2 separate regions of the Mus musculus genome follow, and region 1 is linked to region 2. Evidence: chromatin contacts called from ENCODE Hi-C data. All regions are on one chromosome and are shown on one strand. The core of a region is the stretch at or near the end of the contact, and the rest is flanking DNA. Distances in the headings are between cores, read along the strand shown.

The links. Hi-C counts contacts between places; a loop is a spot of excess contacts on that map.
Region 1: a map of heart shows a loop between it and region 2 (2.6-fold over the local background). The contact joins the enhancer-like site here to the promoter of Herc1 in region 2. A Hi-C loop is called at or near these places in 1 of 37 maps with a recorded cell type or tissue (heart).

Annotation. Positions count from the first base shown.
Region 1 is chr9:66,210,657-66,215,319 of GRCm38, forward strand. The region is part of intron 2 of Dapk2 (death-associated protein kinase 2); the gene reads left to right. Among named protein-coding and RNA genes, the nearest start is that of Dapk2, 55 kb to the left of the region's middle. Within about 2 kb of position 2,820, at least 1 of the 3 ENCODE cell types and tissues checked has a DNase peak (open chromatin) inside an H3K27ac peak, as active enhancers do; it is heart, where a contact is called at or near this core.
Region 2 is chr9:66,347,555-66,352,483 of GRCm38, forward strand. It overlaps Herc1 (HECT and RLD domain containing E3 ubiquitin protein ligase family member 1), which reads left to right and starts at 2,896. Exons shown (of 78, transcript NM_145617.3): 1 at 2,896-3,067. It overlaps Gm30447, which reads right to left. Exons shown (of 2, transcript XM_006511600.4): 1 at 3,067-4,929; 2 at 2,771-2,964. The coding sequence starts at 3,517. The coding sequence ends at 2,789.

The sequences.
Region 1 (4,663 bases), core at 1,570-4,069, 140 kb before region 2:
GACACACACAGGCACATCTACCCAGGGTGAGTTTTGGGAGTGTAGAACCTTTGTCTCTAAGTAGTTTCTTTACTTGCCCAATGTTTGCCTAAGCTTGTTACTAATTTTTTTTTAAGTCATTAAAATGTGAACATGTTACTCAGAGAAGGGATTAGGTTAACTCTTTGGAGTCTCCTGTCAAATTATATGCAGTGTGGAAGAATTGAAGGGTTTTCCAGAGAGCCTGCCTGCATGAGAGGGGAGGGTGTGCAGGTTGGGAGGGAGGTATTCAAGAAGATAAACTGAGTGTGTTAGCATTTAAGGAGAGATGACCTTATATTCCACAGCAACAGGCAAAGTATCCTGGATTTTCCATCTTTTCTTTGAAGTCTTTTGCTTTCTTTAAATCTGTTGCTGTTGTTGTTTATGGGGTGGGCTATAGCCACAGCACACACGTGGGTGTCAGCAGACAACTGTGCAGCAGTTGGTTCTCCTCCTTCCAACGAGGAGATTCTGGGGTTCAAACTCAGGTCACCATGTACACTGAGTCAGCCCATCGGACCTCTGTCCTTTCCATCCTGGACAGCCCGAGCTCACATTTAAAGATCTATTCTGTATGGACTAGTCTGTAAACTCTAAGGGAACTTTGAGTGAGGGCTGAGCTAAGTTTTCAATGAAAATATCTCCCTATATAGTCAAGTCTAATGTGGACTGGGCCTATTTTATTTTAGGACTTGTGTCTGTGCCTCTCCCCTCACTCCCCCATCCACCCCCCAACTCACCCACCCCCCGTTCATTTGACAGCAGCGTGAAAATGTGCTTATGATTCAAAATCAGTAACCATCCCTCAGAGCCACTTGGCTCTGCTCAACAATTCCTTCCTTTTTGTGCTTTAGGAATTTTTTTTTTTTCTAACAGGAAAAAAAAAAAAAAGACAGAGGAAGGAAATTCGTCTGTAGGGCCAGAGAATTAAATGAGCTAACCCATGAAAGCAGCTGCCACAGACCTGCACACAACAGCATCTGTGACTGGGGACTGGGGACTAGGGACTGGGGACATTTTGTAGGTCATGCTTAAGTTCCCTGGAGATTTCAAATTCCTGATCCTTGTCTTGCACATATTTCTTATTCCTTAAAAAAAAAAAAAAAAAGATTTAGCCGGGCAGTGGTGGCACATGCCTTTAATCCCAGCACTTAGGAGGCAGGCAGGTAGATTTCTGAGTTTGAAGACAGCCTGGTCTACAGAGTGAGTTACAGGACTGGTAGGGTTTCACAGAGAAACCCTGTCTCGAAAAATAAAATAAAATAAAATATTTATTTTAGTATTTATTTATTTATGTGTATGTATGAGTGAACGTAGGTACCCATAGAGGCCAGAAGAGAGCATCAGACCTCCCCACCCCCCGTGGAGCTCAAGTTACAGGTAGCTGTGAGCTGCCCATTGTGGATGGTAGGAACCAAACATGAGTCCACTGGAAGAGCAGTATTCCTTTTAACTGCTAAGCCAAGCCATCTCTCCCGCCCCATGTTTCTTTCTCTTGGCCCTGAGTTTGCCTTGATGAGCATGCTTCTTAAAAGGCTAGATGATTTGGGCGAGCCTCAGTGTATTCTACTTCCTTTCTGTTGTCATTTGCATCTGGAAACTCCCTTGGGATCATCTACACTCATGCTCCTGTGTTTACTTCTCAAACTGGGTTCCCAGGAGCTTTGGGGTTCCACAGAGCCTCTAAAGAGGAGGCTTCATAGGTGTGGGGGTGGTAGATGAGTGGGCTCAGAGTGTTCCCCCCAACAAAGAAACATGGTGTCTTATCTGTTTTACCTATTGTACTCTGTGAAGTATTTGCCTGAGAGAGGCATCTCCACACCCAAATAAATGTGAAAGCCATTGTCAAGGGCCTAGAACTGTCTAAGCCATGTGGCCCAGGACAAGGAAAACATTCCTCAGACAGAAGAAAAGCCCCGTTTGAATGGCTGTGGGCCCTCTTCCATTTACAAGTTCCCTCTTGGCTGCTGTTTCTGTTTTCCCTGATATCCCACCTGCTGTAGGTGGGTGCTGCACCCTCCCTGTCTCCCTCCTGACTCACCCACCTGGCTTTGGGCAAAGCTCTGCTCCCTCCTTTATCACTCACCTGCTTCCTTCTCTGACTTCTGACAATATTGTGTTTCTTTACTCTACTCTGGCTTCTTGACTATATGGTTTCCTGCCTGCCTTGACTTAGATACCAGTGTCCTAAAGTATTCTCTGTCTTTCTGGGTGTCCTGTCCCACCAGAGGAACCTTGCTTTTCAATGGCCTTCCAGCACCGTTTACTTTGAAGCTGAGGTTGGGGTTCATCAGGGTTAAGTCAAGTTCCTGAACCCACCGTGATTGGGAAATGGAGCTGTGGCAATCCAGTGGCTACAGGGAAATGGGGATTTACACCCACGGAAGCTTGCCTTACCAGGAACTTTCAGACTCCTTTCATTCACATTACAATGTGGTAAAACTGCAACATTCCTGTCTGTGTTAGGTACGAAGAAACTGAGGGGGAGACTTACACGATTGGCTAAACTCAGCAAAACTGGAAATAGACCCTGGGTCTTTGGACTCTAAATTCTGAATTTGAGTGGTTGTAGTTTATAGACTTACACATATAAGATTAGAAACAGGTTAGTGGCTACAGTAGTGTGGGGACACACATACACACACACACACACACACACACACACACACACACACACACACACAATTTTTTCAGTACTGGCCATTGAACCCTGAACATGGGGCATGCTAGACAAGTACTCTACCACTGACCCATAGCCTCAGCCAAGAGAGTTCATGGGAGTAGCCTGGCTGGAGGGCGGTTATGGGAGATAAGGAAAGGGCCTCAGAGGCCCAGCGTTGGAACCTAGCCAGGTAGAGTGCAGAGAGGCCTCAGAAACGTCATCTCCAGAGTGTCTGTGCACCCCTTATAATTTGGCTGATCCAGTTCCTGGGGACTGTAAGTTGACCTGCTCCTGTCTCCGAGACTGCACTGGCTGAAGGTCCTATTCCCTCTCTTGGGCTGCACCTGGTGTCCCTTGAGTGGAAGTTTCAAAGCACTGCCTTTGCCCTATGGCCCTGAATGACTGCTGGGTAATTCCAGAGGAACTGTGGCCCATTGTTCTGCAGGGTGAGAAAAGGAACTGCAGTGCTGGCTGAGGGGAAGCAGGAGGGGGAACCCTCTGTCGGGGTGATGTTCTTAAGATTCAGTCATCTCTCTCTGCCCCTGCTCCACCTGATAAACTGGTGGCTTTGGGGCACTCACTTCATGGATGCCTGAGAGCTGGTTGAGAAGGGGAATGAGTTAGACCCACTGTTCATAGGATGCACAAAACTTCAGCACCTGGGCCCTGGGAGTTGATAGAACAGGTCTGGCTGATCGTGGCTTAGGCGAGAGGAGGGAGTATGTGGGCAGTGGGAGCACTTACCCTTGCTGCAGGCGTGGCTTAAGGGTTGAGTTGTCTTTTGAGAATTTAACATCAACAATAAAATTTAGTTAAAAAAAAATAATCACCCTGCCTTTTATCATCTCTGCATGCTGGCAGTGTTAGACAAATCAGGTCAGAGACTAGCTCAGCAGTAGGGTGCTTGCTTAGCATGAGTGAGGCCCTGGATTTGATCCTCAGTACTGCAAACCAAACCTTCCCTCTGTGGTGGGCCCTCTCCCCACTGCTTGGCACCCCTTAGCAGGCTTAGTTACCTTGAGAACCCTGAAGCTGGAGTCGAGAGACAAGGACTTGTGTTTATACCGCTTTACCCAACTGCCAAGTTGCTTACCTTTTTTAATCCTTAGTATTCTTTAGGACATACATTTAGTTATTGATGTACTCTGTGTGTGTGTGTGTGTGTGTGTGTGTGTGTGTGTGCGTGCGTGTGTGTGTGCGTGCATGCTACTGCACAACACATGTGGAGAGACAACCTGCAGGAATTGGTTCTTTCTTTCCATTATTTGGATCTCAGGGATCAAGTGCAGCCAATGAGGCTTGGTGACAAGTGAGGGACAAATAAGGACATGGCCTCTCTAGGATATAGCTGAGAAGGTTTATTGTAGGTATGAGGGAGAGCACAGCCAGAGGCATCTTGGAGGTCCCAGGCTGAACCCAGTCATGAGAGGTGGGGCAGGGAGAGGGAGAAAAGAGAGGAGGGGGAACAAGCAGAGCTTCTGGGAACCAGGAGACTCAGAGAGTGCATAACCAGAATGGCTGGTAATATAGGGGTCAGAGGCTGGAGGAAGGGAGCCAGAGCCAGCCCTTGGGAGGGAGAGGCTTAGGATGGGAGAAAGATGAGGGGTGATGGGAGAAGCCACAGGTACTGAGTGAGATGTGTATGTGTGTGTAGTGTCTGTGTGTGTGGTGTGTGTGTCTGTGTGTGTGTCTTTGAGAACTAACAGCCAGCACCTTTACTCATTGAGCCACCTCTTCGACCCCCCCCCCGTTTTTATTTATTCTTACTGTGTGTATATGAGAAGTGTGATGGACATGTGTGTCAGAGGACACACTGTTGAGTCAGTTCTCTTCTTCCACATATCTTTGGGTTCTAAGGTTCCAGGGATCTAATTACAAATCATAAAGTCTGCATGGGCAGTATTTTATTCTTTGAACCATCTTTCCAGCTCCCCCAATATTCTGGTCTAGAAAATGGAACCAAGATTGTGTCTTCAAGTA
Region 2 (4,929 bases), core at 1,646-4,145:
CCATTTACTCACAGGCAGAAAAGGGGAAGGCAGGTTGCGATTTCCTGTGACAGCAGGACTCTTATCTGTAGACTCCTGAGTTGGCAAGTTTCTGTTTTCAGAGTCATGGTTCAATACATTCTCTGAATCCTTTTAGCCTTTCCCTTTTCCTCCATATTTTTACTCTTCTGATTTCGCTTCCAACTTAGCTATAGCTTTCGTTTTAGAGCTAAGCATAGCTTATAGGCAGATGCGAGATGAAAATGACACATTTTTCTGACTTTCCAGTCCCTGACTGTGGTGCACGAGTACAGAACGTGCCTTGGGAGGCCAATGGTGGCATATGCAAGCAGGGAGAGTTGCCTCTCTGTTGTGGCCATGGTGCACAGCTCAGAGAGCTATCAGGACAAGGATCCATTATGATAGTGAGCCCTTGGCCTTGAGAACACATTTCCATTTTTCTAGGGGAGATCTGAGGTGGTAGAGGTGGGAGGCTGATGTTGATGAGGCTTTAAAAAAGTGCTGATTTGAGTACTTGAGTTTGGAAAAAGTGGTATGGCCAAAGTCATGGTGGAAAGTAGAGTTTCCTTGCTGACATTGATTTGTAATTGTATGTGGGGTGGAGAAATTGCTCAGCTGTTAAAGTACTGACAGTTCTTTTAGAGGACCCAGGTTTGATTCCCAGCACCTACGTTGTGGCCCATACAGTGGTGGGTAATGTCAGTTCCCAGGGGTCTAGTCCCATCTTTTGGCTGTTGTGGACACTGCATGCAGGTGGCACACAGGCATGTATACAGGCAAAACACTTTACACAAAAGATAAAAATAATAAGTGAAAATTTAAAAAGTAGTTGAGTGCTGTTGGACTCAATTATATTTAGTTCTTTGCATATATCTCCTAGGGAGGAAGCTAAATAGAGGGCAAGAGAGGAAATGTCTTTTTTTTAAAAAAAGATTTATTATTTTTAAATGATATCTATGTGTATATGTGCATATCTGTATGGGGGTATGCACATGTGAATGTAGCTGCTTGCTAAGGCCAGAGGTGTCAGATCTCTCTGGAGCTGGAGTTCCAGGCAGTTGGGAGCCTCCTGATATAGGTGCTGGGAACAGAACTCAGGTCTGCAAGGCAGTGAGTGGGAGAGGGAGAGAGTGGGAGAATGGGAGAGGAGAGAGAGAGAGGGAAAAGAGGGAGAGAGAGAGAGGAGAGAGAGAGGGAGGGAGGGAGAGAGAGAGAGAGCACGCAAAATGTCTGGATTCTATAGGGAGAAGCCTCTGGGGGAAGGGCAACCCAGCCCCTGGGCTGCAAAGCTCACATTTGGGGGCAGGGTATGACAGGTCGGAACTGAGGGATGCAGGGAGAATCAGGAGGCCAGGTCTGCTTTGATATGAAAAATATGCACCTCAGTCCCTTCTCCCCAGGACCAAAACCAAACACCTGAGACCATAAAAAGCACTAGCAACAATGTCATCACTCCATGCTAATCTGCCTCTCATACCTAGACTAGAACACACATCTTATACATAGAAGTTTATATGCACCATTAGAAGTTCTATTTAGTGATTATCTCATTATCTATACTCCTCTAAGGAGGAACCCTGTCATAATAACTAATATTCTAAATGAACAGATTAGGAACTGAGGTCCAGGGAAGCCAAGCAAGCCATTCCAAGTCACACACAAAGCTGAGAGTAGCTTTTGTCTTAGGCTAAATTTGTATGATACACATTTCCAATTGAACCAAAGGGGAGGAACTCAGTATGTGGACCAAACTGGCCTCAAGCTCACAGAGATTGCCACCCCACCCAGCTGCTTATACCATGTATGTTTATGTCTTTAGCACAAGAATTTTTTAAAAAGATTTTATTTATAACGTCCCCCCTTCCCCAAAAGCCTTTAGTCCCAGCACTCTGGAGCAGAATCAGGAAAAAGCCTGGTCTTCAGAGAGTTCCAGGACAGCCAGGGCGATGCAGAGAAACCCTGTCTTGAAAACAAAAACAAATTCATGTGTATGTGTGGGTATGTTAACGCGAGTGCAGGTTCTTGTAGCGTTCAGAAGTGAGTGTTGAAGTTACAAGTGGTTTTGGACATCCTGAAGTGAAGTGAAGCCAAGTCACTCTGTAAGAGATAGCCCTCTTAACCGCTCTCTCTCCAGAAAAACCTTTTGCTGAAGGTGGCTACAGTGGTGAGATTGGGAGTCCTTAAGTACAGAGGCATTCAACAATATCAATTCAACATTTGAGCGCCTACATCTATGCTAGACGTTGGGCTAGATGACCAAGTTAGTGTTCTTCCTCAGAGTGCATCACTGTATAGGTCAGGGTCAAGACCTGTACTAAAGGTCAATCCTCCCGTGTTCCTCAGACAGGGCAGAAGTTGGTCAACTTAAACACTTGCTTGGGCGTAAACTTAACCAGCCACAAGGTTAAGGGCAGACTGTGATGGGAGATAAAGGGAGTAGAGCGCCCGGCAAGCAGCCGAGATAAAGGGGTGTGGCCGGCCGCAGCTTTTTCTCTCGGTCCTCGGCAGCCCCGAGGCCTCGGCAGCATTCGGACCCCGATCCTCTTGCAGACTGTCCCGTACTCATCCTGAACACATCCACGCTCGCCTGATCCTTCAGCGCCCTTTGTGAAATGCCCCCAATTGATAGTTCCCTACGGGCACACGTGACTCCGCGAGGACCCAGCGGTTAAGAGACATGGGGCGGTAGAGTGTCCCCAGTACCCTCACAGGAAGGGTCTCCCGGCCGGCGATGTACTCATCGCTTTCCCATCACTGCCTAAGCCGGCATCTTCTCTCCCTTTTCCTCTCAGGTTGCCTCCCACCTCCCGCGCGAGGCCCGGAGGAGGCAGGACCAGCGCTTCTGATCTCGCGAGAGTTCCCTCATAAGTCCCGCGAGACTCGCCTGCCGCTGCCGCTGCCGCCGTCGCTGCCGCCGCTGCCGCCGCCGCCTCTTACGTCTTTCCCTTTGACAAGTCGCCGCCGCTGCAGCAAAAATATAAAGGACGCGGCTAGCGCGGCCGCTGGCCAGCCGGGTGCCGGGTGCTGGAGCCGCACCCCATCGCCGCCAGCTCCCGACCCACGTACGGTAGGTAACACGTTCTCTTTCGCCATCGTGACCTCCCGAGTGTGTGATCGGCTGGCCCGGCCGAGCCGCTCGGGGCCGTTCCGGGGCCGCCCGCCGAGCGGGACTGCTGGCTCCGGGTGGACGGCGGGCGGAGGCCCGAGGAACCCCTGGCCCCCTGGAAGCCTGTTGGAAGCCGAGCCACCTGCCGGAGGGAGGGACCCGCCCCTGAATAAGCTTGCAGTCTGCGCCCCTCAGCGCCTCAGGGGTCGCGTCTGTGACCTTCTCCCCTTTATCCGCTATCGAGCGCGTCTCTCTTAGCTGGGACTGGGACTGGGGAGCGGCTCTCCCATCTCTTCCTCTTGAGGAGAGTCGCGACTCCGGTGCTCCCTGTCGCCGGCCGACTTCGGAGGGGTGGAGGTTGAGACCGTGCGTCTTTCTCCTCGTCTGCGCTTTTGGGTGGGGGCTGCTCATCCTTTCGGTAAACCTTTCTCTGAATCTCTCTTCGGATAAAATAACAATTTCTAAAGCCCTTGCTACCTGGAGCGGAGACGAGGCGACAGTTGTGTAGTCTCCAGGGTGAGAGGTGGATGGTGGTGATGACAGGAGCTAACCCTGGGAACAGTGATGGGTGGCAGGTTCCCAGGAGACACGAGGACAGAAGCTTGGTACCTACCTCTCCCAGGAGGTTATGTAAAGACGCGATGTATGTATGTATGTATGTATGTATGTACTATGCATGCATGTGTATGGTAGCTGTGAAGCACAGGGACAAAAATCTCCATTTGCGTTAGTTTTAAAAATGTGTGTAATACCTTGAAGGTGTATAGGTAATCAAGAGTGATAAATTCCAACGAATTAATAACCCATCTCCAGAGATAGCATTTCACTGTTAATATTTTGATATATTTCTAACAGACTCTTTTGTTTTTTAAGAGTACCTAGCTTGTCCTTGAATGGTACTTCCTTATTTTATGTATGTTCCCAAAATGATTTGTTTTATTTGAACCATTCCTTTGGCCCACTTGATTAAGCCGGGTTACTTGTTCATTATCATTGGCTGTTCCCAGCCGTCACCATATTTCATTGTGTCTTCTTTCAAAATGATTGTTGCTCAAATAGCTTTAAAAGTCAAACCTTAACATTGTTCTTTTTGGATATAATATCTGAGTTATTTTTATAGTTTTTCTTTTTTTGTGTGATGAGTCCTCTAAATCGGGCCGGTGTTTATATAAAGAAAAGAAAAATTAATTGCGATGAGGAGAAAGTAAGCTTCAAAGTTTTTAAAAAATTGATGGTGATGTGCCTTTGATTATATGTTTACATACCTGTGTGTTTATACAAGCAAAAGTGAATGTCCCGAGTGCTCGTATTATGCATAAATGCACGTGTCAATGCATGCTTGTCCTCTGCACTTGTAAATCTGTATATTTTAGAAATAGGTTAAAATATTTTGTCATGTAGTTTGAGAAAAAAAAACAGCATAATGTAGGACAAAGAACAGTCAATTATATTTTTCCCAAATCACATGACCGGATTGTATGGCAGGTTGGAAGCCTGGCATCTTTCAAAAGGAGGATAGATTATCAGTTGTCATTGAAATGGATGGCCTTTTAAGGCCTCTTGGAATCAGCAACTTGTATGAATTTTGCTTTCCCTAAGGTTCTTATCACTTTGCTTCTTAAATTTCTGGTCTTGCCAGTTCCTTTCAACATGGATGCATTGATTTGCTGGTTATGTATTTTCTCTGTGCAGTCGTGCTGGTGGTATATGGAGGAGAAGCAAATGCATCACATAGTCGTCTCATTAATGTAAACATGTGAAAATATTTTATTTAAATGGATAACGCATTGAAATGGATAACACGTTAGAGGAGGACGTGCTGT